Regions from separate parts of the Mus musculus genome. Here region 2 is linked to region 1. A link is a loop called in an ENCODE intact Hi-C map of the cell type or tissue named here. Cell type or tissue: heart. All regions are shown on one strand. Each heading gives the region's core, and the rest is flanking DNA. Links, peaks and the distances in the headings are about the cores only. Region 1 holds the start of Zc3h8 (zinc finger CCCH type containing 8). Region 2 has its middle 39 kb from the start of A730036I17Rik.

What was found. Peaks named below come from ENCODE experiments on the same cell type or tissue, not always from the same donor. Only the 100,000 strongest peaks of a DNase experiment are listed, where the experiment ranks them.
Region 2: a loop joins it to region 1, with 15 times the contacts of the local background. A loop is called at or near these places in 23 of 42 quality-filtered maps.

What each region holds. Positions count from the first base shown.
Region 1 is chr2:128,940,851-128,956,564 of GRCm38, forward strand. It overlaps Zc3h8 (zinc finger CCCH type containing 8), which reads right to left and starts at 3,170. Exons shown (of 9, transcript NM_020594.2): 1 at 2,998-3,170. The coding sequence starts at 3,074. It also overlaps the pseudogene Gm14028. In heart, for the core only: a CTCF peak has its summit at 7,536 (motif pointing right); no DNase peak of the experiment used is centred there; H3K27me3 peaks cover 1,077 bases.
Region 2 is chr2:129,250,227-129,265,940 of GRCm38, forward strand. No RefSeq gene overlaps it. Among named protein-coding and RNA genes, the nearest start is that of A730036I17Rik, 39 kb to the left of the region's middle. In heart, for the core only: a CTCF peak has its summit at 8,760 (motif pointing left); no DNase peak of the experiment used is centred there; H3K27ac peaks cover 2,346 bases.

The DNA of each region.
Region 1 (15,714 bases), core at 4,117-12,116:
CACCACACCATGAGGAACTACATTAAAGGGTCCCAGCATTAGGAAGGCTGAGAACCACTGTTGTAGCAGAACTCAAAATGAACCCAAGATGAAGGGATAGGAAATAACAGTTGGGAGAATTGTGCCTTAAACCACAGGCTGTCATTCTACTGCTCCCTCTGCTTCCATCAGGAACCATGATCCTCAGCCCTTGACCCACTCATAAGCCAGCAAGCCAACTCTAGCAACATTGAGCCATCCTGGGTTTTTATTTCTCCTATTGCGGCAAAAAAAAAAAAAAAAAAAAAAAAGAGGGTCTTGAAATGCAGACCACATTGGTCTCAAACTCAGAGATGTACCAGCTCTGCCTCCTCAGTACTGAGATTAAAGTCAACCACTATGCCCTGTTGCTACTTCTTAATCTCCTCGGCTGGCTCTTCACTTTGCAACTCTCAACAGAGCCAGTCCTCGCCTTTCCTTTTTCTAAGCTTTCATCCTCTGTGATATCCTTCAATCCTCCAGCTTCTAATATCATCTTATACAGCTAATTCCAATATCCTTGTCTCCAAATCCAAGCCCTTAACAACCAAACAGCCAACTTCCCATTCAACTGATTTACCTGGATACCCACCATGAAAACCACCTTTCAGTAAGACTCTTCCTTAACTATCTTCTTTACCACACAATCCTTATTATTCCACAAATACCTCCTAACTCCTCACCCACGTTTTCATTTCCTCCATGGCTTTCATTATCATCTAAACTTCGTATCTGTGGTCCACCTCAATAATACACAATTCATGACCACCTGCATTTCTCTGTATTTTATTCATTTACTTTTCTATCACCATGGCCCTGAATGACGTGTCTTCTGCCAGTAGAGGTTGTTTTAAATAAATGAATATTCCTATCAGGAACAAAGTCACCCCTGCTTCAAGCTGGAGACATGGCTTAGTAGTTAAGGGCACTGGCTGCTCTTCCAGAGGACCTAGCTTGATTTCCATCACCTATTTGGTGACTAACAACCACAGGTAAGATTACTTTCCTCTTCTGGCCTCCAAGGACAATGGACACACCTGGTGCAGACAAAACATTCATACATATAAAATAAATTAAACAACAACAACAAAAAAAAACCAAAACATGTTTTAGTGCACTGAAAAAAAGTTTACAGGCAAAATCAAAAGACAAACTAAGAGAAAAATACAGAAATCTAAAACCTTGAAAAAGACCTAAAGGCAAAGTGAAAAGCAGGCATACAAACACACACCTTACTTTCAGACCCGTTTTCACCTATCTTTTGGCCAATCCAAGTATCCCTTACATATTTCAGCCAAACTTTAGTAAGTGGGTATATTGTTTTATACATGTTTGAAGTGTTAACTATTTTTTTAACCTTACTCAGTTCTCATACATGTTAAAAATTATAATTCATTTCTCTTGTTGTTCTTACATGTTATCACCTGCAAGTAATGTGTCCATTTCTTCACAGTATCAACAGGACTTAATTTCCATGAATGATTCTGCTTTAGAAGCTGGGTGATGAACTCATATGTAATGAAGTAACTTGAGCACCTTAATCCTCTATGCCTCAATTTTCTCATCTGTAATGTGAGACCATCACTTTCTTCTTAAGGTTGATGTGAAACTTTTAGTTTCACATTAGGGTTGGCGAGATGGCTCAGCAGGTAAGAGCGCTGACTGCTCTTCCAAAGGTCCTGAGTTCAAATCCCAGCAACCACATAGTGGCTCATAACCACCCGTAAAGAGATCTGACGCCCTCTTCTGGTACGTCTAAAGTCAGCTACAGTGTACTTATGTATAATAATAAATAAATCTTTGGACCGGAGCAAGCAGGGACTGATGGAGCAGGGCCAACTGGATTGAGAGGGGTTGACCAGAGCGAGCAGAGGTCCTTAAAAAAAATTCAATTCCCAACAACCACATGAAGGCTCTCAACCATCTGTACAGCTATAGTGTACTCACATACATAAAACAAATAAATCTTTTTTAAAAAAAGTTTCACATTAATTACACAGCAAAGCTATGGTAGCCCAATTAGGCTAACAGTTTCCACTAAGGTATTTGAGACTGAGCAGTGAACATATACATATATCCTTTCCCCTTGAAACAGTGTTTCCCCTATGTAGCTGAGGTTGGCTTGGAACCTGCTATTTAGACCAGGCTGGTCCCAGTCTCCCAAGATCTGCCTGCCTTTCAAATGCTGAGATTAATAGGCCCAGCCCAACACTGTAATGTTATCTTAATGAGGGTGGAAAAAAACTCGTGAAGGATGTGTCAAGGGTTCCACTGAGGAAAGAGAGAACATAGAAGACAAGGATTTAGGAGAGATGGAGTTTGAGGGCATTATCAACTCAAAAAACTAAAAAGTGGGCCGGGCAGTGGTGGCACATGTCTTTAATCCCATACTTGGGAGGCAGGGTCAGTCGGGTTTCTGAGTGAGTTCCAGGACAGCCAGGACTACACAGAGAAACCCTGTCTCGAAAAATTAAAACCAAAAAAAAAAAACCAAAAAAAAAAACCAAAAACCAAAAAAACCTAAAAAGTGAGTGGGTATCTGCACAGAAATCCCGCACTCTGACTAAGTACGAGATTAACAACACGCTTTTCCAAATTAACAGAAAAACTAAGCCGAAATGATGCTTGCTGCTTTATTCTGGGAGTTCTGGTTCAGGATCACTGGCAGAGCAGTCTATGTATCCTTCAACTCTCGAGGTGCCGGCAAAGCCACCTCGGAGGTGACTGACAGCAAACACGTTAAGCGCACGTGCAAGGGGAGCAGCCGGCCCCTGGGGGCAGATTCAGAGGCTGGGGCCTCCTCCCGCCGCCCGGCCACTGCCCTCGCCCGCAGTCCCTACTCTGACTTCCACCCCACTTCCCCTTCCGACCTCCCCGCTCCGGTCCCGGCCCACGCGCCAGCCAGGGCTCGCCGGTTTCCAGGAGCGAGGGGGCGGAGCCCAAGCGGTGCCCTGCAAAGGACCAGAACGTGGGGATCACCTTTCCTCAGGGTCGGCGGCCGGTTTTTTGCCGAGGGCCGGATTGGGGGGCTTTGAAAAGAGATTTTCAAAATCCATAACTCAGACAGGGACCGTTCCTCTCCACGCCGAGCAGGTACTGAACAACCAGCGAAGCGGAGGCTACAGTCGCGCCAAGGGCCACACGCTCCGCCCAGCGCACGCGCACGCGCTCGCGCTCATGTTGCTTGGGCGCGACTCCGCGCGACCTGGCCAGCCCTACCACGCATGCGCAGTTCTCACCGTTGGTGGGGAGGCTTTCGGTGCCTGAGCTGCGCACGCGCAACTCTCTGTACTTATGTCCGATTCGTTCCTTAGTGCAGCACTACAATGTCGTTAAAAAATTAAAATAATCTTTAGGATTCTTCTTTAGAAAGCTGTGCTATTTTTATATGTACGAGAGAGAGACAGAGAGAATGAGTGCAGATGCCCGCGGAGGCCAGTTATTGTAACCCACCTGACATGAGTGTTGGGAACAGAACGCAAGACCTTTATGTTTTAACTATTGAGCCATATATCTCTTCCAGCCCCTTTAAAATTGACAGGTGACCAAGCAAAATTAATTGCACAAAAAGGAACCTAGACGATCTCTTCTGAGTAAACACATAAATATATTTAAAGCAGGCAAATTCAATAGAAAGTACTAAGTATTAAGACTATTTGGGGGTGGGGGGGTGGGGGGGTGCAGTCTTAGAGACCTGCAGATGAAGATGCAAAACTCTCAGTTCCTGCTGCACCATGCCTACCTGGATGATGCCATGCTCATTCCTTCATGATAATGGACTGAACCTTTGAATCTGTAAGCCGGCCCCAATGAAATGTTGTCCTTATAAGAGTTGCCTTGGTCATGATGTCTGTTCACAGCAGTAAAACCCTAAATAAAATGGAAGCTGGTAGCCGGGCGTGGTGGCGCACGCCTTTAATCCCAGCACTTGGGAGGCAGAGGCAGGTGGATTTCTGAGTTCCAGGCCAGCCTGGTCTACAAAGTGAGTTCCAGGACAGCCAGAGCTATACAGAGAAACCCTGTCTCGAAAAACCAAGAAAAAAAAAAATGGAAGCTGGTACCAGGGATAGGTCTGACCATGCTTTTGTTTGGAAGAATGTTGATTTCAGGACTTTGGATTTGGAAAGCGGTGGAATGTTTTAAATGGGGCTTAATGGACCATCCTAGTAGGAATATGGAAGACTTGCTGAGAATAACTGTGCAGACCAGGCCCAAGAGGTTTCAGAGAAGAATTTTCAGTTTGTGGCATAGAGACTGTTTTTGTGGTATTTTGGTGAAGAATGTGGCTGCTTTTTGCCCTTGTCTGAGAGTCTATGTGGGGCTAAGGTAAATATATATATTAATTGCATTGACAAAGGAAGTCTCAAAAAAGCCCAACATAGACTTTGTTCTCTGGTTAAATCTCATGAAGAGGTTTTTTTTTTTTTTTGAATAAGTGTAGCAGGCTTTGAAAGGAAAAATACAAAATATGTGGTTGACATTAAAGGGGCACCAGGAAGTGAAATGGAACTGAATCTTATGTTCAAGGAGGTTAAATTGAATTAAGGAAGTGTTGACCTTAGGCCAAGATCCACACAGCAAAGTACAGGTCTTTAATTCCAGGAGGCAAAGACAAGCAGATCTCTGACTTTATGTCCAGCCTTGAACAGAGCAGGTTCTAGGTGAAGAAAAGTTTTAAGTCCAGGCATGGTGATACATATCTTCAATCCCAGCATTAAAGGAGACAGAACCATACAGATCTCTGAGTTCAAGATCAGTCTACAGAGCAAGATCCAGGACAGCCAAGCTTAGGCAGTGAAGGAGTTGGAAAACAGAAAGCTGGTGATAATGTCATAGAACAAGAGGGTCATGTTTCAGCTCCTGCAAGCAGCATAACTCTGCAGTTTCAGCCATGTGGCTCTGGCTTTAGAGTCCAGAATAGAAGGGATTACTGGGACAATTGATGCTAGTTAGCTGGAACTAAAAAATTAGTGCTGATTAAGAAGAGACCAGCATCACTGAGGTGAAATCTTCCAGGTAGTGTTTTCTGAGAGCACAAAGAAGCTGTGTTCCAGAGATAGCCAAGGTTGTACCTCATGCTGCAGCTGTACTTGGTAATGTGTAAGAGTCACCAAGGTAGTACTGGTTTTGAAGGCATGAAGGTGTCATGAAAAAACAGTTGAGTCTTGGCACTGTGAGGCCGTGGAAGGCCATTGGTGATAGTGCAGCTTCCGTTGCAGTTGATGGCCCAGGACTGAAGGGGTCATGCAAAGGAGTTGAGGTTTGGCACCATGAAGAGCCTATGAGAGGCTCTTGATGAAGCCTCATTGCAGCAGGAGACCTCAATGTATTAGAGATGCCAGTACCATGGGATGATCACCAAGAACAGCAACAACAGTGGAGTGGATCAAGCTGGAGAGTGCTACAGAGGGCAGAGCTAGAGAAGTGAGGCCAACACTTTGGAGGAGCCCAAAAGATCGTGTGTGGATCCCAGACATTGGAACAAGAAGCTGTAACATTGAAGTTGCCTTGGAGACTTCAAGATGTTGGAGATGCCAGAGCCATGGGTTTTCTGCTGAGGAAAGCTGCTAACAGGGAGTGGAAGCAGCCCAGGAGAAGAAGTTTATTGCTGTCAACAAAGATGAAAAAGGAGTTGGAGATCTGAAGACCGCTTTGGCATCAGACATGGAGATGCAGAGTTTGGAGTTTGCCCAGCTAGTTTCCTGTCTTACTTTGGGGATTATAGTTAAGTGATTGAATGAATCTCAGAAGAGACCTTGAACTTTGGACTTTTAACATTGTTGAGACTGCTATAGACTATGGGGACTTGGAAGTTGAACTAAATGTATTTTACATTATACTATGTATGGATATGGCCCCCATAGACTCATATATTTGAACAAACCTATGGGGGAAGTGGAATGTGATGGTTTATATATGCTTGGGCTAGGGAGTGGCACTCTTAGGAGGTGTGGCCTCATTGAAGTAAATGTGTCTCTGTGGGCGTGAACTTTAATACCCTAGTCCTAGCTGCATGGAAGCCAGTCTTCTAGCAGCTTTCAGATGAAGATATTACATCTTTGAGGGGGAAAGCTTTCCCAAAGTGTTGCAGCTCTGAGGGGAAAGATATCCTGGCAGTCCAGAACCAAGGAACACCACAAAGTCACACTGCACAACAAACCTTAGACAAGAGATTTTTTTTTTTTTGAGAGGGAAAACCCCAGGGAAGGCTGCTGCCTCTGCATGGGTGAGAAGCAGCAGAGATCTAAGCAGAAGATTGGGTTTCTATGGATTGAGGGAGCAGGAGCTTCCCAGGATGGAGATTTCCAGGGTGAAGATTGGTGGGGTTTCCAGTCCAGCGCTTGGGCTTTTTAGTCTGCAGGGCAGGCGGGCGTTGGGTCCAGCAGTTAGAGCAGTTGAAGTGTTGTGTGGGTGGAACCTGGTAGTTGGAGGTGCTTAGAAGAGGGGCCTGGCCACTCGTGTGTCTCAGGAGTTTACACTTAGTGAGTTCCAGGGCTATGTAGAGAGACCTCTCAAAAAAGTAAAAATAAAAAATAAAAATAAATGCTCATAATAGAGTGAAAGATATGCAGACACCGGAAATCAGATTGGGCAGGGCAAAAAAGATGACATGCAAATGCATAAGATATTAGTATTCTCAAATAATTATAAAAGGGCACATATATATGTAGTAGATTTATCCCAAAGAGCTGGCTGCTCTTCCAGAGGACTTAGGTTGGATTCCCAGCATCCACATGGTGGCTCACAAGCTTCTGTACTCTGGATTCTGGGGTATCCGATGCCCTTTCTGACTTCTGACTTCTGAGGGCACTGGGTGTAAATGTGGTGCACAAATACACATTCAATCAAAACATCTGTACACATAAAATAAATCAGAGAGAGAGAGAGAGAACAATCAACCTGAGCTACATGAAACCCTGTCTCAAACCATCACACACATACTCAAATTAACCAGTACAATAAATGAAGTAAACATACTCAAAAGGGCAGATGTCTATAATTTCTGATCTTTAGAGATAGTAAAATGGGCATACCAGATGCTGAAGAGTGGGACAGTTTCTGTCTGGGTGATGGAAAAGTCTGGAAACCAGTACTAGTGACTGGCACACAATAGTCTGAGTGTGACTAATGACACTGACTTGTGTGGTTCAAATGTCAAGTTTTATGACATTTTACAAAATGAGAGAAAAGGAAGTGCCTGGCATGATGAGAGGGTTGACAACCTCTTGAAGACTTTGTCCCAGGGTTTGCCAGGTTCTGTCGTGAGGTTCCCTGCAATTGCCAACAAATCTTGCCGCATTTCTCACTGTTGTGGGAGTCTGGGGTATAAATAGGAGTTGACGCTTTTCATGGGCCCTTGTGATGCCCCAGAAAACAATTGATTTTCCTTCTCCCATCTACAGATTTTAGAGTGGTCTTTTCAACTTCAGCACAACTGTCATTGGGATTGGACTATTTGCTGTGGAGGACAGTTCTGCATTACAATTAACAGACATTAAGCTGTTTCTACCACTAGATGGCAGTAGTACTTGCTCCAGACATCGAAAATCACAAGCTGAGGGGCTGGAGAGATGGCTCAGAGGTTAAGAGCAATGACTGATCTTCTAAAAGTCCAGAGTTCAATTACTAGCAACCACATGATGGCTCACAACCATCTGTAATGGGATCCGATTCCCACTTCTGGTGTGTCTGAAGAGAGCAACAGCGTACTTACATAAAACAAACAAAATAAATCTAAAACAAACAAACAAGAAAATCATAGGCTGAGAAGAGAAAGATTGGGAATTTCAAAAATAAAAGACAAATATCTTTCCAAAAAGTCTAAAACTTTGCCAGAATCAGTGAAGCATGTCAATTTACAACATTATACATTAATCAAATACAATATGTCAGCTGTGAGAAGCGAAAATTTCCCTGTGACAAATCTGGAGGGAGAGGGGTTGGAGGATAACCATTCCTAATCCAAAGGCATTGAATCTAGAGTAATCAATTCCCAAAGCAGGAAGGCTTCTATTAAAAGCCATGACAGTGTTTCATAAATACAGTTTCAAAAGGGAACGCTGGTGACTGGTGGAGCCCCAATATTGAGTTATCCCAGCCACACAATGAGGTCTAGTAAAAAGGTATCTAGAAAGAAGGACAATTTCTTAGGCAGGGTGGGGGCTAAACAATCCAGTGTTCTAAGATTAAACAGAAAAACCACTACCACAAGCAACAATGCTTGTGCCCCAAGGGCTACCCACTACACTAGCCAAGGAGTCAAGATCAACTTGGGACAATGGGAATGTGACAAAGGGCGGAGAAAAAAGGTATAACAATACCAACCATAAGCACAGGCCATCAATAAAAAAATTATTGGACGAGGAACATGTGTGTTTGTGTTAGTACAATTGTGTATTGTGTAATGATGCTTTAGTCGGTGACAGGCTGCACAATTGACTGGTCCCACAGGCTTACAGTGAAGATGAAAACTCCTATTACGTTCGTGACATTGCAGCTGTGGCAGCATCAGCGTAGACACATTATTTCTGGGTGATGATGGCGACGTGGAAAATCAGTGACTGTGCTGCTAATTGTACGAAAGCACGGCATGTGTGCAACATGGCACTTCCCAAAAAGAAGACAGCACTGTTGCTTTATGGGTGTGCTATACTCTGAATCCATATATACTTACTTCTATTTGAAAAGTTAAACCTAAAGCAGTGTGTCATGCTAGACTGGCAGCAGCTTCATATACCTCACTTTGAGTCTCTGGACTGCACTGAGGGTCACCTTGACTGGCCCCAAACCTTGCGGTTTCTGCAACACTTGGATGATAATTTTTACTTGGCAAGGAAACTGCCTCATGTCACCAGATACCTCTGTCACCAAGCAAGAACTTTCCAGACCTTGGGTGCTAACACTGCAGCCGGTCCCACAACACCCAGAGGATCTATGTGAACTCCACCCCGCCAATGGCACAATTCCTTCCAGTCTGGGATGGTGCCCTGAGCAGACCTTAGGCGCAAACTCCTCAGCCAGTCCCACAACACCCAGAAGAAGCTCCACTCAAAGGAGCTCTAACACACCCAGGATTATAGAATCACATGATCACAGGATCCCAGAACCTTGGTCACACCAGGATCTCGGGGTTCCAGAGGCAGCTTGACTCCCAGGAACTCTGACACACCCAGGATCTCAGGATCACAGGATCCCAGAATCACAGGATCACAGAGACAGCTGGACTCTGAGGAGTTCTGACTCAACCAAGATCACAGGAAGGATAGGCTCCAGTCAGATATAGTGAGAGCAGGTAGCACTAGAGATAATCAGATGGCAAGATTCGGATCTAAAACCACTTCTCATGATGGTGATAGAGGACTTTAAGAAGGACATAAATAACTCCCTTAAAGAAATACAGGCGGCTGGTGAGATGGCTCAGTGGTTAAGAGCGCTGACTGCTCTTCCTAAGGTCCTGAGTTCAAATCCCAGCAACCACATGGTGACTCACAACCATCCATAACGAAATCTGATGCCCTCTTCTGGACTGTCTGAAGACAGCTACAGTGTATTTACATATAATAAATAAATATTAAAAAAAAATACAGGAACACAGGTAAACAGCTAGAAGCCCTTAAACAGGAAACACAAAATTCCCTTAAAGAATTACCTTAAAGAATTACAGGAAAACACAATCAAACAGGCAAAGGAAATGAACAAAACTATCCAAGATCTAAAAATGGAAATAGAAACAATAAAGAAATCACAAAAGGAGACAACCCTGGAGATAGAAAACCTAGGAAAGAGATCAGGAGTCATAGATGCAAGCATTACCAACAGAATACAAGAGATAGAAGAGAGAATCTCAGAGGCAGAAGATTCCATAGAAAACATTGACACAACAGTCAAAGAAAATGCAAAAAGCAAAAGGCTCCTAACCAAAAACATCTAGGAAATCCAGGACACAATGAGAAGATGAAATTTAAGGATAATGGGTAGATTATCCTAGGTAGGAAGGGCCAGTAAATATCTTCAACAAAATTATAGAAGAAAACCTCCCTAACCTAAGGAAAGAGATGCCCATGAACATACAAGAAGCCTACAGAATTCCAAATAGACTGGACCAGAAAAGAAATTCCTCCTGTCACATAATAATCAAAACACCAAATGCACTAAACAAAGAAAGAATATTAAAAGCAGCAAGGGAAAAAGGCCAAGTAACATATAAAGGCAGACCTATCAGAATTGCATCAGACTTCTCACCAGAGACTATGAAAGCTAGAAGATCCAGGGCAGATGTCATACAGACCCTAAGAGAACATAAATGCCAGCCCAGGCTACTGTACCCAGCAAAACTCCCAATTAACATAGACAGAGAAAACAAGATATTCCATGACAAAACCAAATTTACATAATATCTTTCCATAAATCCAGCTCTACAAAGGATAGTAGATGAAAAACGCCAACACAAGGAGGGAAACTATGCCCTAGAAAAAAGCAAGAAAGTAATCTTTCAACAAACCCAAAAGAAGATAGCCACACAAACGTAATTCCACTTTTAACAAAAAAAAAAACAAAAACAAAAAAAAAAACCAGGAAGTAACAATCACTTTTCCTTACTATCTCTTAATATCGATGGACTTAATTCCCCAATAAAAAGACATAGAATAACAGACTGGATACAAAAAAAGGATGCAGCATTTTGCTGCATACAGGAAATGCACCTCAGTGACAAAGACAGACACTACTTCAGAGTAAAAGGTTGGAAAACAATTTTCCAAGCAAATGGTCCCAAGAAACAAGCTGGAGTAGCTATTCTAATACCGAATAAAACCAACTTTCAACCAAAAGTTATCAAAAAAGATAAGGAAGGACACTTCATACTGGTCAAAGGAAAAATCTACCAAGATGAACTCTCAATTCTGAACATCTATGCTCCAAATGAAAGGGTACCCACATACATAAAAGAAACTTCACTAAAACTCAAAGCACACATTAAGCCCCATACAATAATAGTGGGAGACTTCAACACCCCACTCTCAGCAATGGACAGATCATGGAAACACAAACTAAACAGAGACACAGTGAAACTAACAGAAGTTATGAACCAAATGGATCTAACAGATATTTATAGAACATTTCATCCTAAAGCAAAAGAATATACCTTCTTTTTAGCACCTCATGGTACCTTCTTGAAAATTGACCATATAATAGGTCACAAAACAGGTCTCAACAGATACAAGAAGATTGAAATAATTCCATGCACCCTATAAGATCACCACAGACTAAGGCTGGTCTTAAATACCAACAAAAACAATGGAAAGCACACATACACATGGAAGCTGAACAACACTCTACTCAATGGATAACTTGGTCAAGGAAGAAATAAAGAAAAAAATTAAAGGCTCTTTAGAATTTAATGAAACTGAAGACACATCATACCAAACCTTAATGGGACACAATAAAACAGCGGTCAGAGGAAAACTCACAGCTCTAAGTGCCTCCAAAAAGAAACTGGAGAGAGCTTACACTAGCAGCTTGACAGCACACCTGAAAGCTTTAGAACAAAAAGAAGCAATCAAACTCAGGACTGAAATCAACCAAATAGAAACAAAAAGAACTATACAAAGAATCAACAAAACCAGGAGCTGGTTCTTTGAGAAAATCAACAAGATTGATAAGTCCTTAGCCAGACTAACCAGAAGGCACAGAGACAGTATCCAAATTAATAAAATCAGAAATGAAAAGGGAGACATAGCAATGAAATATATCTTAAAATAATTATTCTGTTTGTTGAATACTAACAGTTGAAAATATTAAAATCATGTTCTACAAATATCATGGAAATATTATTGATAATTTTTCTCACTGTGCTTGAAATTAGCATTTTCTTTTTTTTTCTTTTTCTTTTAAACTAAAAGAGCTGATGATTTTATTTTTACATTTCACAATATAAGTGAAAACCACATTTTTTGTTGTTGTTGTTATTACCACTCCCTCCAGAAGTATTCTGTTAGGAAGGGGAGTTTCCTTGTCATCCATCTAGTAAACTCTCAGGCTCAGCACCAAGATGTCCTGGTGAAACAGAACAAGAAATACAAAATGATAAAGAGCGCTTCTGCTCTTATCTGTCTGGCCACGTCGTGCCAGGCCGTGTGGACACCATCATAGGGTGAGCAGGAGGTCTCATCATTGGAGGCCCGAGCATCATGGGAATGTGGCCTCCCATGGGTGGTCTCATCCCAAGAGGTGGTCCCAGAGACATCATGCCAGGAAGAGGTGGGTACATGATTGGCATCATAGGAGGGCCTCCCATGTGGGATGCAGGCATCACGCCCGGCCAAGGAGGACCTGGGAGACTTGGGGGAGGTGGGACCATGGCCCCTGCAGGCGAAGGAGCAGAGAACAGAGCTGGAGGGATCTTTCCGTGTTGAAATTCAGCTGTTGTTTTGTCAGTCAGGCTCTGGCCTGCTCTTTCATCCATCTCTGGGAATTGTCTTTCACGTTCTCTTTGTGTTTCAGACCACTGCAGTGTGTCTTCCTCACAGATGGAGAATCATGGGTAAGATGCATATCACAGTAGTCACAATAAAACTTGGGCATGCTGCTCCACAGGTCGTTGGCTACCTGGGTCCCCGTCGTCAGGAACTGACTGCACACAGGCTGTGCCTACGTGGGCTTCAAACAATTTTCTTTCTCTTTGGAACCCAGTTGAGCCGTTGTATGAAGATAACCACCACATAAACTTAGTTCAGAATCAATGGTAACTCAGTTGCTGGGAGCAACAACTAACATCCAAATTATAAGTCATACTAAGTTAAATCCTCCGGTAGCGGATCCAACAACATCTGCCACCTGAAACAGGATTTCCACTATCTCTCTACATCTTCATCTCCCGAGATCCCTGTCTCAAAAGCAGAAATTAGCATTTTCTTAATGTTTAACATCAAAGAGCTTTTGCTATTTTGAAATTTTTAAAATATACTTACTGATAAAATAATAATAATAAAGAACTTTCTTCCCATTACCCTATCTCTTTCCTGTTTTTCTCCCCATTCCCTTGATATCTAACAGTTGTTTTCATAGCAGTTAAGTTGATATCTCATTGTGTCCATTATAATAAAGGATGGGAAAGGGATGGGATTTTTTATTCTATTTGGGGAAATGTTAGCATGCTCTTGGTTGAACATAGGATAAACATATCCCCTTAGGCAGAAATATGACTTGAGCAACTGCTAGATCCTGGGACTTCCATTCCAGCTGCTGCTGACCATTGTTGGGGAGTTGGACTACAGACTGTAAGTCATCAACAAATTTCCTTACCATATAGAGACTACCCATAAGCTCTGTGATTCTAGAGAACCCTGACTAATACACCTTATAAAGGGCACATGTATACCTAGATGAAAGTATATACTTGGTGATTTGCAACATGTCATTTGGCAAGCTGAGCCATGTCTTCCAGAATTCCTGTAGCTACATCAGTGCTAGCCTGGACATTGTACATTGTACTACATCAGCCAGGTGAACCAGCAGGCAAATGACAGTGTGCATGTGGAAGGCCTTGGATTCAGGCCAACTTTCCATGAATCAGTTAATGAATATATAAATAAGAAGGAAATGCTGTAATACCTTTTTTTGGAAACAAAAACAGAAAAGTCACTAGCCATTATAAGTTTATTATTTAAGAAACTCCAAACAAGAAATCTAGCAATGAGATTTTTTTTAGATTTATTTATTTTGTGCATGTATTTGTGTGGTTGAAAGCAAAAATTAACCCACTGTAGTGGCTATTCCTGGTTGTCAACTTGACTATATTTGGAATGAACTACAATCCAGAATTGGAAGGCTCACCAGTGACCCTTATCTGGAGGCTTGGATATCCTTATCTGGATCTTGGTTTGGAGATCTTGAGCCATAGTGGCTATGGATTCCAGAAGATTGAATCTCCGAGTTTAAGGAACACCTTTAATCTGGGCTACACCTTTCATCTGGGATTAAAGGTGTGGTGGGACACACCTTTAATCTGGGCTACACCTTCTGCTGGAGACAATATAAGGACATTGGAAGAAGGGAGTCTAGCTCTTGCTCCTTCGCCTGCTTGCTGTGTGAGACTGAGTAACTGCTAGATCCTTGGACTTCCATTCACAGCTGCGACTGAACAATTGTTGGGAATTGGGCTGCCGACTGTAAGTCATCAATAAATTCCTTTACTATCTAGAGACTATCCATATGTTCTGTGACTCTAGAGAACCCTGACTAATACACCCACTATGACTAGATTTTTGGTGTATTCAGTGTAGCTGTATTAAAACCATGTCAAGAAAGTGAAAAGCAAATGGAACATAATAGAATCTGTGAGACGCTGCTGAAGTAGTGCTCACCAACACTTCCAATCCTGAAATACATTAGGAAAGAAGATTTCAAATACTAACCCAAGCTGCAACCTTAAGAAATTAGAAAAGAAGGCCAGGCATGGTGCACATATCTTTAGCTCCAGCACTTGGGAGGCAGAGGCACGCAAATCTGTGTGAGTTAGAGAGATTCTATTCTGGTCTATAGAGTAAGTTCCAGGTCATCCATGGCTACAAAGAAAAACCTTGTCTTAAGCACCCCTGCTAGCTTCTCCCTCCTCCAAAAAAAAAAAAAAATTAGAAAGAGAAACAAGCAGAAAGAAAGAGATATTAAAGTATAAAGCTGGTGAAAGTTAACAGAACAAGAATCAAGAAAAGTAAATATATCGCAAACACTTTGAAATGTTCATAAAAGCAATAAATATCTGCCAAAACTGAAAAGATAAAGGAGAGAAAAAATTACCAATCAAAATTGAAACAGGATTTTACTATCGACTTCACAAACAGTACAGAGGATGCCCAGTCAGCATAATGGCTCTGTGCACTTGAAATCTTCAGCCACAAACAGTGGGAGCTTGCTCATGGATACTCAGATGCTGCAGGGTTAGACTCCTGGCTCAGCTGTAGAGCACACTACTGAACGCTCCCGAAGGTCTGGGTCCAAATATTCAGCACAGGAACAAATAATTCAAAACCTCAGAAGCTCTCTGCATTAGAAATGAGAAATCACAAGGTCAAGATAGTTTACTGTGGGCAAATTGTTAAGAAATATTACTTCTATATACTCACATACAGAAAATAGAAAAGGGAACACTCCCAAGTTATATTTATGAGGTCAGCATTAGTAATAAGAAATAAAAAAATCCAGCAAATTTACTAAATATATAACATAGTATTGTCAAATTGGGATTATTTCACAAACACAATTGGGGTGTGTGGGGTGTGTGTGTGTGTGTGTGTGTGTGTGTGTGGGTGTGTGTGTGTGTGTGGGTGTGTGTGTGTGTGTGTGTGTGTGTGTGTGTGCACACGCATGCGTGTACATGCTTTAGACATTGCTGGTTCTTGAGTGGTGGGTTGGTTTTTTTTGTTGTTTTTTGACAAGGTCTGTCACTAGCCTGGAGGTTGACAAGTTCAGGTGGTATGATAGTGGGAATTCACCTGTCTCTGCCTCTCCAGTGCTGGGATTAAGAGTGTGTGCTAGCTCCTTCTCATGGGACTTCTAGGGGTCCAATTCAGGCCCTCATGCTTGAATGGCAAGCTCTTAACTAATTGGCCTATCTCCCCAAACACATAAGCACTATTTTTTACAGTCTTAGTATTGATAAATCCGTTAAGTGTAATGTTAATGGGACACTCTCCATTC
Region 2 (15,714 bases), core at 5,193-13,192, 310 kb after region 1:
TCTGTATCTTAGGTTTACATCAAGACAGAACTTCCCTCTAATCTAGTGCTCTAATTCCAGCTGTATTTATAGATGTAACACTGATCCCAGCACTATGTTATGTCCCTGCAGTCGAACTCGGTTGCAATTGATCGTCATAATTCTTTAGCCTCCTTTAAGCCGAGAACCTTTGCCCAGCCTTCCTTGATCTTTTAGGACATGAAAAAGTCAGAGGGCTCTTGTGAGGCCATTGGGCAGAGGAGGTGTTGCCTAGTGGTTTAGAGTGAAGACGTTGGTGCCCAGCTGCCTGGGCCTAGCCCCATTCTTCTACTCTGTAAGACTGGCAAGGTTGTTCTAGCACTGTGTAATGGCTGAACACCTTTAAATTCTACAAATGATGGACCTACCTGGAGGGCAGTTATGAGACCTGATATATGGCAAAATCTCTTCTTGGAGTGGCTTGGAGTGCGGCCCCTGCCCCTGTAGTCAAGGCCCAAGGTCAAGACCAAGGAGGGCCTGATGATGGCAGTTCATCTAAAATAAACCATAAGCCTAAAGAACTCTTTTGAATTTTTTATTTTATTTAAAATTTTATTTTCATGTATGGGTGTTTTTGCCTGCAAATATATCTGGGAACTACTTGTGTACCTGGTGCCTGTGGAGGTCAGAAAAGGGCGTTGGATGCCAAGGAACAAGTTGTGGGTGTTGTGGGCTGCCATACGAGTTGCTGGAAATTGAACCTGGGTCATCTCGAAGGGTCCTTAGTACCCTTAACCACTTAGGCATCTTCCCAGCCTCAGACTTGTCTTCCTTTAACGAGTCCACACCTGTCATCTAAGTCTCCTTGGATGGTCCAGGTCGGAGCTCCTGAGAAAAGTGGCTGTTTTGTTGTAAGAGCGGATGTGTGTGGTGTGTGGTGTGTGGTGTGTGGTGTGTGGTGTGTGTGTGTGTGTGTGTGTGTGTGTGTGTGTGTGGTGTGTGTGGGGGTAGGGGGTTGGGGAGCGCATCTGGTTGCTTACTCTCTGCACTAGGTGGTCCAGTTGCTCTCTCTGCCTTCTTTGTCTCCCTTTGGTACCCAGAGACTAGGATTCTAATCTCATCACCCCTCCAGCAATTTCTCTTTTAAAGCTGGGAAATTTACTGACCGATTCTAGACTTGTGTATAAAGAAGAGCCCAGGTTCTTTAGGTATTTACGAAAGACTCTTTTATAGCTTTATTGTTTATTGTTAAAGCACAGAGTCCCTACCTTGAACTCCCATGTTTGCTTGACTTCCCAACTGCCTCCATTTAGGAGGTCCTTGGCTGCCTAAGTCCTGGAAATGGCCTGGGTAGATTAGGTGTCCTTCCTTGATTCTTACTGCCTCTGTCCTGAACAGGGGAGGAGATGGCATCTTTTTGTCCCCACCCTCAGAGGAGGGCAGCAGGGATAGGAATGCAGGGTGGGGTTACCTGTGCCCCAAATTGCTGAGGGACAAGGGAACAGCTTGGCCACACAGATAGTATGCAGGTGACAGGGGAAGGGGTTGCTGGCTTTTCACTCTGGTGATGGCTGGTGTGGATGAGCCACCAGAGGCCACCAGGGAGCCCAGCCAGGACCAGGACAGGGGGATTGGTCTCCTCTCAAGGCCTGAAGCATGACTAGCATCAGAAGTGACATGGACATTTAGGATGGGGGTAGGTCAGCGTTTAAATGTCCCATGTGTCACAGTAACACACAATGACTCCTCTCGGTACACAGCCAGGCATGGGCATCATAGGGACACATTCTATAGATGGCAGTGACTTGTCAAGTAGAAACACTGATAGCAGACATTGGTAGGAAATCCCTTTCATGATTTCCCCAGAGAATCTCTGCCTTTCACCTAGTGACATGTGCTACTCAACTGTGACAAGCCCATGTCTGAGCATGGACGCCTTGACCCCATTCAGAAACTGACAACCCTGTACACTGTCAATCACACATCTCCTTTCAAACATGAATGCTCCTGACAAGTTTCTAAGCAAGGAGGTTGTGAGTGACTGCTGTGTAAATTCACTAGTACACAGGTATCCACAATGCACGCTCACATGTAAACACAGACGTGTACACCAATACTGCATACTTGTAGGCTCAGGCACATGTGCCCCTTCTGCACCCTGACATACATAGTTAGACATACATACCAAATCTGTCCACTCTCATGATGCATACACAGACTTTAGCACCCACTCTATATGCACGTGTTCTCAGACACACCTATTTGACACGCTCACATGTATGTCTTTACACATGCACCCATTCTCAACCTTTGCTTGCATGTATTGCCACATGTACCAATTCTCACTCTTACACGCATGCGTAGGCACACACTCCCATTCTGCCCACCTATATACATACTCAGACATATCCACCTACTCCACATGCTAAGACATGTGAAATCACGCATCCTAGCACACATGTGGAGAAACCCTGGGCCCAGCTGAGGATTTACTCTTTATCATTTTTGCAGTTACAAGGGCATTCTGCCCTCCTACTGGGTCCCTACCAGCAGGGTCTTGGATGCTGGATTTTGGGGGTTGGGGTGGGGGTGGGGAGGATCGAGTGAAAGGCAAACAGGCACTTGTCAACCTGGATCTTGCTTGGCCCTTCTGAAGCATACAAGTCCCTAGCCTATGAGAGACTCTTGTGTTCAGTCGATGCTGGAATGGCTGGTGAGCACTGGGTATCCGCATGACACACTATGTGACACACACTACGACACACTATGACCCCATCTTCCCTGCCAGGTGCAGGAGCTCTACTGAGTGGAAGGCTGTGGCTACTCTGGAACCCTAATCAACAACTCCCAGACTCTTTCCCCAGAGGACTGGTGTTTGACTCACTCTGTGGGAATCTGCTGAATGTGTGCTCTCGTGGAAATGGGCCACTGGATGTCCATGGTTTCATCTTCCTTTTGGAGTAAAGGCTCAAGAGGCAGAGGTAGAAGGCGCGACAGAGGGGAGGCAGCTGGAGGCAGGAGGGACTGAGAGGAGAGTGGCTTTGGCTATCTGAATAGACACCACAAGACAAATGCTAGCCGGACAGAATAGCGGTGGGGAAGAATAGTCAAGGTCTATAGGCCTGTAGGAGGCTGAGAGGGGGCTGTGTGTGCGTGAGCGCATGCGTGCACATGCGCATGCGCTCCTCCCACGTCACGGAGAGACACGGAGCTTCTACCCCAGCAGGTTCATTCAGAGGGTCACCTTTTCTTGCTTCCGTGTGCTCAATGTGCTCTTCCACCTGCCGGGAGAGGGAGGGCAAGCTGGGGACGGAGGCAGTCCTCAAGGGCCTGGCTCTGGCCTGGTAGACTGCTGACTGTCTAGATTCTCCCTCCCAGAGACCTCTGGGCCTGTCTGGGGGGGGGGGGGGACTGCAGCTGTTCCCATAATATCAAGTGTGTCCTGCCTTACCTATCCAGAGCTGGAGGGGCTTTAGGAGCTCTGGAGGAAGGCCTCCACTGCAGGGTAACCCGTAACCTTGCTGACCCCAAGGGTGGCTCTCAGCACAGGGTGAATTTCTTCCCCAGATGTCTGGGTCTTAAGCCCAGGCTGCCCCCAGTGAGGCTAGAGGGGTCACGTGGTATAGAGAGGTCATGTGGTGTTGCCTCAGTGTCAGGAGCCAACAAGCTTATAACTAGCAGGTGATCTTCCTGAGATGAGTCTGCTTTGGATTAATAAATAATCTATGACAGATTTGCTCCAATAGGCAAGGCCCAGGGGAAAACCATTTTAGGAAAGATTCCTGCTATTAATATGCTTTTCCTGGTATTATTAAGCATGTATAACAGCACTAGGAATTAGCCCACCCTTTTGAGCAGATCTCTGCAGAACAATGAAGATAAACTGTCTTGTAGTGATGCTATATAGACAAATAGATGACTTCTTAATTCTGAATGACGATCCTATAAGAATTCCTAAAATTATATCAGTATTTATTAAGCTCTTTTATAGTGGGGCTGCTATTAGGTCCTTTTCTGATAGTCAAAACGGCAGTGAGAACTCTGCTGGTCTTTAGTGTCACTTCTGATAGTAAGCAGGCACTCTACTCCTCAGAGCATGTTCCAAGAGGCTATAAAAGCATTAACCAAAGGTCATAAAAAGGGAACTGATGATTTATTATAGGTGTTAGGACAGAAGATAAAATATTGGCTGGGTTTATCTATACAAAACTTCACTAATAAGTTAGCTATGATTTTTAACTCTCCATGACCCTGTGGAGCTGTGACAGGTGATGAAGGTTTAGTGGGATAATTACTCCTAATGGATCTGCGTGTAAACGTTCGCTGTTGTAAGCTCCTTATTTGACTTATGATTTGAATATGTGTGAACTTGTGATGAACTTAAGAAAGTTTTTTTTTTTTTTTTTTTTTCGAGACAGGGTTTCTCTGTGTAGCCCTGGCTGTCTTGGAACTCACTTTGTAGACCAGGCTGGCCTCGAACTCAGAAATCCGCCTGCCTCTGCCTCCCAAGTGCTGGGATTAAAGGCGTGCGCCACCACCGCCCAGCTGTGATGAACTTTTAACCATGTGATCATGTATTCTATAGGTGTTGAGGACAAGGAGCAGAGCACGGATTTCCCTTGTCCCAGGTAGGATCACTGTGATCATTCCCCTTTCCCTTTTCTTAGAGAGCGTCCCTAGGAAACTTTTTTATTTATTTATTTATTTATTTATTTATTATATGTAAGTATACTGTAGCTGTCTTCAGACACTCCAGAAGAGGGAGTCAGATCGCCTTATGGATGGTTGTGAGCCACCACGTGGTTGCTGGGACTTGAACTCAGGACCTTCAGAAGATCAGTCGGGTGCTCTTACACGCTGAGCCATCTCACCAGCCCCCTAGGAAACTTTTTACAACTTAGAAATAAATGCTACATTCACTTTTCAAAGTGTTTCTTTTTCTTCCTGCGACTTCAACTAGCAGGCTGAAAGTTAGAGCCACACAGTTCCTGCTGAGATAGAATAAAGGCCACATTACTGAACCCCCCCTGCTGTTAGGCTACAGGTGTTACTTGCTTAAGCCAGCAGCTTTTAGCACTCAGAATGAGCAAGAAAGTTTTTAGGACTTTTTAGAAATTATCCTCACATTCAGTATAATTAGAGAACTACCGCATCTGGAGACCATCAGTCTTTAAGGCCACACCAGAGTTCTACTTGTTTCAACCCACTCCAGGCCATGAGGCTCTCCTCAGGGCTGGTGGACACTTCCACCCCCCCTCAGCTGTTGACTCTGTTTTGGTGTGATACTGGCTATCATCACGGGAACCTCTTTGTGTCCTTTTGAAGCCTCTTCCAAGATGCAGCTGATGTCATGTCCATCTGTCAGCGAGGGGCTGGAATCCCAGGATCCCTGATCTGTCTGTTGGTGTTCCTGAGCAAACCACAGACCTCCAGTCACCATAGACCTTACCCCATTTTCTGCTGAGGATTTTGGTCCATGCTTTCTAGGCCAACACCCAACACCCATGCCTTGGACATAAACATGCAGGCATGTGGGTATGCATGCAGGTATATGTGTGCACGCTTACGTACATGCAGGACAATATACTGTCTTCTGCAGGGCTGTCTTAAAGAAACACTTTGAAGGACTTGGAGAAATATGTGGAGAAAGATATGAGTGGCCATAGATCACAGATTCTGATTGGCTCATCCCTGTTTCCCAGGTAGCAGGCAGCCAGGCCCCTCCCTGTTCATCTCCCTCAAGGCTTACACAGACCTCTGGCTTTCTTCTATGGAACCTAGGTTGTAGGTGACACCCAGGGCTTGAAAGCCATGAAAGACAAGTTAGCAGACCCCTGGGAGGCCCAGAGCTGGGAGGTTGGGAAATCAGTACCTTGCCTTAGGCAGGCATCCCCATCTTGCTGGGTAAGATGGATGTAGTTGGGAAAGTGCTTTGGGCCAACAAACTACAGCTGTACTGACGTTTGAGTGTGTGCACAGAAGGGAGGGGCCCTGGTTTCCTTTATGGCCCCAGGGGACCCTGAGACACTCAGAGGGGAGGAACAAAGGCCTTTTTACCCCCATCACCCTGCATCTTGGGTTCTAATTTCTTGGTCTTTCAACTCCAATTTTCCTACCATCTTGTGCCCGAGGGCCCAGAATAGGGGATGATGTAGTGAAGGCGGAGGGAGGCTGGATGCCCTCCGGCCTAGCATAGCCATGACCCTAGATCCCTGTCCCTCCCAGGCCATCACAACTTACTTGCTTGCTGTCTCGAGTTTGAGGAGCCAGGGTACAGGGGTGTGTATGTGGAAAGAGCAGGAGGGCTGGCCTCTCCTGGTCCAAGCTTTGTCTGAGGAAGAGGTCTATGAATCGTCATTTCTTGTGGGAAAGCCTCCCTGGAGTCTCTGAGTGGATGGGGCCGGACCACTTACATCCTCCTGTTAAGAGACAGTAATGTATTTGAGGGGGACTTGGGGGCATGGGGTGGGTAAGCTAAGTGACTGGCAGGTCCAGGAGATCAAAGGACAGGGTGGGTGGTGACGGTGGTCCTGTTCCATGTCCTTGGGGCTCTTCACTGTGTGTAGCTCTGGAGGCTTGCCTGAGAGTTCACATGAAGGGACCCCTCCCCCACTCCCCCAATTACCATTGGTCATTTACTGTCTGGCTTGGCTGGGGGTGCTGTGGATAGAAACATCCTGGTTCCTTGGCCCAGGGATGTCTCACTAGACTCTCACTAGGTAGGCAGGCAGCAGCCAGCTCACTTCTTGGACTGTATGCCCATGTATACTTCCACATTTCTGCACCCTGCCCCACAGGTAGAGGCCCACAATTTGGAGGTCCTACTTTGCCCTGATTGTGGTAAACACACAAAAGCCCCTCTTCCTTCCCTTCCCTGCCTGCCTGCCTTCCTTCCTTCCTTCCTTCCTTCCTTCCTTCCTTCCTTCCTTCCTTCCTTCCTCCTTCCCTTCCTCCTTTCCCTCTTTCTTTCTTTCCTCTTTCTTTCAGAAGAGACAGTCCTGAGGCAGGTGGACATAGTAAGGGCAGTTGTTGATGTCCTGTGTTTCATGGATGGGAGGCTCCCTGACCCTAGATTTTACCTTACCTATGGCTGCTGCTGGCTCTACTAGCTTGCCTGTCCCTGGAGACAGGGATCTACTTTTGGGCCTGGTGACCCTTCCTCATCACTGCCACACTAGTCTTACCACATAGACCTCCCCACCCTCCCTGACCAGGGATGGCATGGTTCTCTTGGCTCAGGGCTCTCTCAGCCCCTCCAGGACTCCAGAAAGCTCCATGTGGGTAAATACACTGGTCCCCACCATCCCTGTGCTGTCAATTCCAGAGGTGCCAGCTCCAGCTACTGCCTATGCCATCAACACCCCATGGCTTCCACCCTGGGGCAGAACGGTGAGCCAGTATTCAGTCATTCTTTGTTGAGGTAGACTCATCAGACAAGGTATGTGAGTTTCTCAGAGTTTGTCTCGTGTGTGTGTGTGTGTGTGTGTGTGTGTGTGTGTGTGTGTGTGTGTGTGTAGGCATTCTTTATACTAGAGACCTCAAATTTGGGAATATTGCCAAACTTAAGAAGTAGCAGGACTGGAGGACTTGCTTGGGAGTTCCCGAGCTGTCCCAGGAGCTGAGCATCTGGGAGAAAGAGAAGGATGAGCCAGGAGGGTTGCCATGTTTCTGTCTTCTGGAAGGGAATCTCAGCTACTATGTGACATATGGAGATCTGTTTTTTCTACACAAGGAGGCAGAGATGTAAAAAGTTAAGAAGTTTGTCCAAAATCACACAGGTGATAGGGATCAAGCTGGGACTAAGGTCCCCATTTTCTAACTTGAGGTCCTCAAGTGATTCCCATAGTGGGCTTCCTCTCCCACCCTCCCCACCTGCCCTGAGAAATTAGTGTGTGGAAGGCACACTTTCTCATCCATGAGAGAGCGGAACTTGTTTGCTTTGAGCTCAAACAACCTCAGGTGTGCTGTTAGCTCTGTTGGGTCTGAGTCATTGACTCGTGACTTATGGAAGGTTGGCCACCTGACTCTCTGGCTGCCTCTGTCACACACAGCCCATGTGTATCCTCTTTGTTCTGGGTTTAGTCTTAATCTGACCTAAGGGAGTGGCTGGGGTTCAGAGTCCTCTGGTTGGGGGCTGACAGACAAAAGTGGCCAGGGACAGTGGGGAACCCAATGTTACTCACCACTGCTGTCTCCTGACCCTGTTCTCCAGAGTAGTCTAAGCATCCGGAGAAGCTACACACACACCTGGCACATCTGTACAAGAGTGTGAACTTTCCTGGGGGGAATCAGGATGAGGAGTGAGGACTGGGGCCCTGGCACACAGAAAGCAAGAGGGTTTGATTTGGACCAGACTCCCCTAGAGACCCCACTGAAGCCTCTTGGGGGGTCACCCTCACGCTAGGCTTCCCCAAAGCCTTTCCTCCCCTCCTACTGGGCACAGACACAGGCGCACACACAGCCCATGGGTGTCCCGTCCCTCCCCTCCTCCTCTGGCTCCCACTCCCCATGTGCTGTATCCCCTAATGTTCTGTGTCGCCTTCCCATATGGGTCTGAGGAAGGTTCATGGTGCTATCTTTGGAAGAGGGACATTGGAGCTGTTATGGGCTACAAGCCATCAACTCCACTAAAAAAGAGATGTTAAGTGCTATGTGGCAGGTGAGGAGGGGTAAACCAGAGAGGAGACGAGCGAGACTTCCCTAGCCTGTCTAGATCTAATTTGTCTCCATTTGTGCCCAACCATTTGATTTTCCCCAGCTTTGTCTAAGTGCCTCCTGACCTTGTCCTACAGTGCCCTCTGCTGGCTATTCTACTAAATGACAGTAACATGCTTTAGTGGAAGGATTGCCATCAATTCTGTTTCTGGGACTTGGCCTCTCTCTGGCACCTCAGTCCTCACCATGAACACTCTCCAGACATGCCATGCCTGACTGCTGGACTGGGCCTCATGCAGCTGTCATGGATGTCTGGGGTCAACGGAGAAGAAGCCTGAGAAGATGGGATTCTGGGTCAGTGACCTGATGGGTCTTGGGGAAAAAGAAAAGAAAACATTCCCTGTGGCATACTGAACAGAAAACCTGGGAGATTCCCACAGACCATTGAGGTTGAGAGTTACAGAGAAATATGGCAATCTTAGGCTCAGCTGGATCTGGGCAGAGACTTATAAAGCTTAAGGCGACTAGCATGTAGCCATCTGAGTGGTCCTTTGGCCTGGTCATGTCGGCTGGCAGGATCTCAGATTTTTACAGGTGAGGAGGTTGAAGTCTAGAGACAGGAAAACTGTCTGGAGCCAGCTCTCCAGTTTGAAAACAGGACTGGGAGGAGTCCAGGGCAGCGACTGTAGGGCTGGGCGCATGGGCCTAGTCCTCGCCTAGTCCTCTGCTGTGTTCAGCCATGGCTGCGCTGATCACTCTTTTGAGCCAGTCAGGTCACACCGAGGGAAGGCAGGAGCAGAGCCTGGGCAAAGTGGAGAGGTATACTATCTCTAAAGTTCCATACACGAGCTTGTCTAGCATGCATGAGGTCCTGGGTACTAGCCCAGCACTGAAAATAAAAACTATAGGATGTGCCCTGGTTATGAGGGACATCCTAGGATCCTATCACAGAGTGCTGAGGCAGGAGAATGGCAAGTTCTAAGCTAGCCTGGGCTACATAATGAAGATCCTGTTTCAAAGAAAATACCCCAAAGAAACAAAACAACCCATCAACCAGTCAACCAACCCCAAATACCCAAACTACTCGTATGCATCCTGTGGTTTTAAAAGAGGCAGCTTCTTTCCCGCAGGTGGATATGAGCCTCAGTCCCCAGAGGGTTTGGACACTGGCAGGACTGCCTGGCTTTTCCCCATCAAGGGGTCACCCTCAGGGAGCATGCTCAGGGGCACAGGAGGACCTGTTTTTGGATCAGACTTCTCTAGTGACCCCCATTGAAGCCTCTTGGGGGGGTCACACTCACCCTGCACCTCCCTTAGGCCTTCCCTCCTAACCCACAGACTCAGAAGCCTGTCCTCCCATGCAGGTGCACACACAGCCCATGGGTGTGCCCTCTCCATCCTTCCCCCTCTGGCTTCCAACTCCTCCTGCGCTGGGCAGGAATCTGTATTCATCATGTTTCACTCTGGCCAGAGGGTAGTCCAGGAGCTGGACCTGTGCTACATCATCAGGGGCAGCCTTCCACTGTGGCTTCCTCCAGACCCTCTTCTCCAGCCAGCTGGTGCACTCTGCAGACCTCCAAACCACCACCTACCTCACCTTCCTCACTTCGCACTCAGCTCGCTATTTCGAGCAGTCCCTGAGCTGGTAGCGAGTCTCTGCCTCGTCTCTCTAAGCAGCTCTGACTCTCTACCCAAGCGGGACTCACTGGTACTCTACCCGCTCAGGACTTTGCAAGGTCCTCAGGCCCATTAACCGACTTCTGGACACCGTGGGGTCGAAATCTTCCAGATGCTTGCTCCCGACTCTTAAAAGCAAACACAAGAACAAAAAGCAGGAGTTAGGACTGTGTAGAAAAGGTGCTACCATGGATGACACTCCTCCTCATGTCCTACCTTACCCTCTGCTTTAGAGTGCGATCCTGCTGTCTGGAAGCAATGCCTATAGTAAGGGAGGGAGCACAGCCCTCGCTTATCAAGCATCCAGTGGCTTCTGGGGACCGGGCAGGAGATGATTTGTAAGAGGCTGTGGCTGGTTTTCCTCTGGGAGACCCTAGGATACTTCTGGGTTAAGCCCAGGGAGGCAGGATGGTTGTGACCACACAGGGAAGGGTCCATGGGGACAATCCATGGGTGGCTTCCTGGAGTTTGTTGGTCCATCCCTGATTTTATCCTAAGATAGAAACCTAGGTTAAGGGTCTGGACTGCAAAGTAGATTTGGGGGTTTTCCCAGATGCCTGCTTCTCCCCACCATTCTCCCATACCCCAGATGTTCAGGAGGGGACTGATTATTGAGTATTCCCAGGGCTGCAAGGACATGCTGTGTCGCTTACACTGTCTTTGATGGGCAGTGGTAGAGAGCTCTTGGCAAGGCTGAGTTGCCCAGGACATTTGTTAGGCGTCATTACATACGGCAAGGGAAGGAAAGACAGGTCTCAGTGACAAGGGGAACAATGAAAGAAAGAAATTTGACCTCTTGACCTGGGGATTTTGAGGAAATGAAGCTGCCAGAGGCTTCCTTGCTCTGTGCACTCTGTGGGCTCCTTCTACAGCATATGTGGCCAAGCACTGTGGGGGGGGAGACTGCATATCTCAGAAGCCACGGGGGTTCATCTACATCCGTGTTCATCCCAACAGAAGCCTCATGACTTGCTTGTGGAGTAAGAATGGGCTAGCCTGGACCCTGCCTCCTGATTCCTCCCCTACAGTCAGAACGTGAGTGACTGGGATGAAGCAGTCTCTGCTTTTTGTAGCAGAGCTGGGAGGAGCCATGTCATTGTGGCTGAGAAGCTCTGTGGCTTGTGGCTACTATGGGGGAGAGCAGTAGTGACCCACACAGAGGCACTGGGAAATTCACAGAGACTCTTTGTTTCCAAGTACAGAAATACATAGTTATGTAGAAATACATACACCTATAAATTGCTTGTATCTTTATTTAATTCCCCTGTTTGATTTTGATTAGGGAATTATATTGATTGTTAAAATTATGGAGATAATGACATTGTTTATGAATTCCAATTCAGGTTAGTCTTGGGATTTTGCTTTCAAAATTAGGGACATTCGGGTCTTCAGCGCCACCACGGGATCTGCTCACCAGCTGACTGTTGGCGTCCTGTAAGCACCCTTTACAGATAGATAGCTGTTGGTTGGTCCATCATCCCAACCCATCTGCTGTGCTCTGCAGGAGAGGGTAGGACTTTTTCAATGGTTACTAAAAAGGACTCCTGAGTGGGAGTCTTTAGATGCCAGTGGCCAAGGAGGAGGACCTTTTGACCTTAGAGCTGAGACCCCTGCTGTCACGAGGGACCTTATTTCTGCTCTGACACTTGTGGGGCTTGCTTGCTATAATGTCCTGTCAGGTCCTCTTCTGCTGGGGGTGAGCAGATGGAGTGTGTGTATACCGTGCCCGAGCGTCTCCTGCTTGGCCTTGGGTTGGTGTAGAGCAGGAAGGAACTGTAAAGTAGCCCTGCTCGGGGTACCCAGGGCAGACTTAATCTTGAATCTGTGCTTTGCCTGTCTTTTCACAACTGACTCGGTCCTAGACATGGGCTGGCTAGACATGGTCCATCTCCTGCTCCAGACAGTTTTTAGAAAACTGAAAATGTATGGAAAAAAAAAAGCATTGAAAACTTTTTGTTGCTCTCCCCCCCTTTTGAGATAAGGTTTCTCTATGGAGCCCTGCGTGTCTTGGTACTTGCTTTGTAGACCAGGCTGGCTTCGAACTCATGGAGTCTGGCCTGCTTCTGCCCCCTAGAGATTGGGATTAAAGGCATGTACCACTGTAGTCTCCCCTCCCCCAGCCTGAAACCTGCTTGCTCAGGGGTGGAGCTTCCTGCTCATTCGTTCTGCCACGCCCACTGCTGGAACCTGCGGAGCCACACATGTGCACCTTTCTACTGGACGAGAGATTATTTGGCGGGAATCGGGTCCCCTCCCCCTTCCTTCATAACTAGTGTCGCAACAATAAAATTTGAGCCTTGATCAGAGTAACTGTCTTGGCTACATTCTTTTCTCTCGCCACCTAGCCCCTCTTCTCTTCCAGGTTTCCAAAATGCCTTTCCAGGCTAGAACCCAGGTTGTGGTCTGCTGGCCGGACACAACATACCACCACATCTGGCCACATTGAAAATTCTCAATGAACTGATTTGGGGCTCGAGAATTCACTCAGGGGCCAGTATAGCTGTTACCTTAGAAGGCATCTTTGGTGGCCATTGAACCTTTTGAAAATGTGTGTAACAAGAAGAAATGGAAATCTTCTAACCAGCCCTCCCAGGGTTACATCGTGTCTACATATGATTTTATTTCTAAATATGTCTTTTAAAAATAGCATTTCTTTGAACTTTGTGTTTCAAAATTTCTAAAGCCTGCCAGGCTGGATCGTCTTGCTAGGCTGGGTTGGATTGTCTCACTAACTGTCCTGTCATCCTGAGTCACTGTGGCAGATGATTCAGACGTGGCAAAACACACCAAAACTCATCTCGTAACTGGATTATTTTGATAGGAGCCTCACACGCAGCCCTGGAGCCTCAGAGTTCTGAGTCCTGACTTTAATTCTCTCCCACTGTTCAGTGTTTGTCTTAGTGGAGATGACTGTCATTATGTGGTGGCTCAGACTGACCTTGCCTATTGGAGGTGACAAAGTGGACCTTTGAAGGGACAGCTCTAACAATGCAGCTCTCCAGGTTCGCTCTCAGGAAGTATGAGCGTTTAGAACGAGGATAGCAGTTCCCTTTTCCTACTTCCTGTGTATCCCAGAAACACCCAGGGTTGGCACTGTTAAGGCCTCTCCTCAGAGTGCTTCTGGGCCCCAGAGTCTACAGGGTTACACTTTTCAGGCACAGCTCAGGTACCACCAGCATTGTGTCTTTGGACACAAATTCATCCCTGAGAGGGTAGCGATATTTCTTCAGCTATATTGTTTATACCTTAAGAACCACGCTTTTCTGGAAAGGTCCTGGAAACCACTGCAAAGCCAATATTATAAAACCTCACAGAATTTCCTTCCTGGGCAGAGGACAAAGGTATAAACCATCAAAATACCTGAGGGGCTCAGGGAGAGAGGAGAAAGGGGAGAGGAGGGGAACAGGAAGAAGAGGAGGAAAAGAGAGGAGAGGTGGCCAAAGGGCCTTTATACACTCTGCCCAGGCTCTCCTAAGGCATCCCTCTGACTCTCCTGCTATTCCTGTTCCCACTTAAGGCTTCAAGGCATCCTGCCTCGCTGGCTAGACTTCTGTGTTCTCAGCTCCTGACCATAGATGGCTCTTGTGGGGCCTTAAACATGTACTTGCGACAAGTCACCACTAGCTCCTCAGATCCTTGGGGGTCAGGCTGTTCGGCCCACCATCCTCGTCTCTAGTGCCTGCAGCATCCCGAGATTTTTACTGAATGAGGAGTTGCTCCTCTGGGTTGCCTTGGAGAACTGCAGGGGAAGGGGTGGAGGAACAAAGGATATGGAGTAAGGGAGGGGAGGTAGGAACAGGCTATGAAGGTTTGACTTAGGAATCTGCCCTCAGGAGCTTGTCTGGGGCAGGACAGGTTGGGACAGGGACCTCAACTTGAGTCATCTGCTGCAGGCTTTAGTTTTAACCCTGACGTTCCTCATTTATCTGTACTTTGGGGATGCATGGCGTCACTCCCAGGGATATGTGGCAGACACTGAAGTCACCTCTCCCACACATACATACAGTTTAAGTTCATAGATCTGACAGACATTGCCAAGCTTTCTTTGAGGATGAGTAAGGGCATGTGACCTTCTCTTCTTCCTTCCCATGGCTAGAGCTTGTTGTGACCGACTTTGGCCACCTCCATCAGGCTCCCAGACAGGAGGCAGAGCCCCAGAATGGGTGGACTGTGCTTGTTACCGTCTTAGTAACACACACTTTCACCTGTTACCGTCTTAGTAACACACACTTTCACCTGTTACCGTCTTAGTAACACACACTTTCACCTGTTACCGTCTTAGTAACACACACTTTCACCTGTTACCGTCTTAGTAACACACACTTTCACCTGTTACCGTCTTAGTAACACACACTTTCACCTGTTACCGTCTTAGTAACACACACTTTCACCTGTTACCGTCTTAGTAACACACACTTTCACCTGTTACCGTCTTAGTAACACACACTTTCACCTGTTACCGTCTTAGTAACACACACTTTCACCTGTTACCGTCTTAGTAACACACACTTTCACCTGTTACCGTCTTAGTAACACACACTTTCACCTGTTACCGTCTTAGTAACACACACTTTCACCTGTTACCGTCTTAGTAACACACACTTTCACCTGTTACCGTCTTAGTAACACACACTTTCACCTGTTACCGTCTTAGTAACACACACTTTCACCTGTTACCGTCTTAGTAACACACACTTTCACTGGGCCTGCTGATGTGAGAGCTGAGTTCCAGCAACCGAGCCAGTGCTTTAATTCTGGCCCCTTATTTCCAGCAGCAGGAAAAGTTGAGTGGCCTAACCACTGTACTTACAGAAGAAACGACAGCACTTCCTCTTTCAGTGACCCTCTTTCTACCCCATCCACTTTTGCGGTGTTTGTGTGTGTGCTCGTGTGTGCATGTGAAAGCGTGATATGCATAGATACGTGAAGGCCAGAGAACCTTAGGCATCCTGCGCTATCACTCTCTGCCTTTTAGACAGTCTCTGTGGCCACCAGCAAGTCCCAGGGATTCTGGTGTCTCTGCTCCACACAACTCTAGGGTTACAGGTGCACTTGTGACTCTCCTCAGCCTTTCTTTTCTGTAGGTGTTGGGGATCTGAAAGCAGGTTCTTGTATTTATGCAGCAAGTGTGTTCACACTGACTCGTCCTCTCAGCCCAGGTGGCTCTCACTTGCTAAACTAGGAATAGTTCAGACTTTCTCAGGTTTGCTATTTCCCGACCATCACTCTCTCGCTCCTCTGTGGTAGCTAAGTGTTGAAGGTTCTGGACCTGGAGCCAGATGGCTCAGAGGTAGATTCTACCTTGTCACTTAATGTCTGTCTTACTTTTCTTTTCTTTTCTTTTTTTTTAAAGTCCATTTGAAGAGGTGGAATACCCAAAGCCAAGGCATTTTTAAAAAAAGATTTTATTCATTATTTTATTTA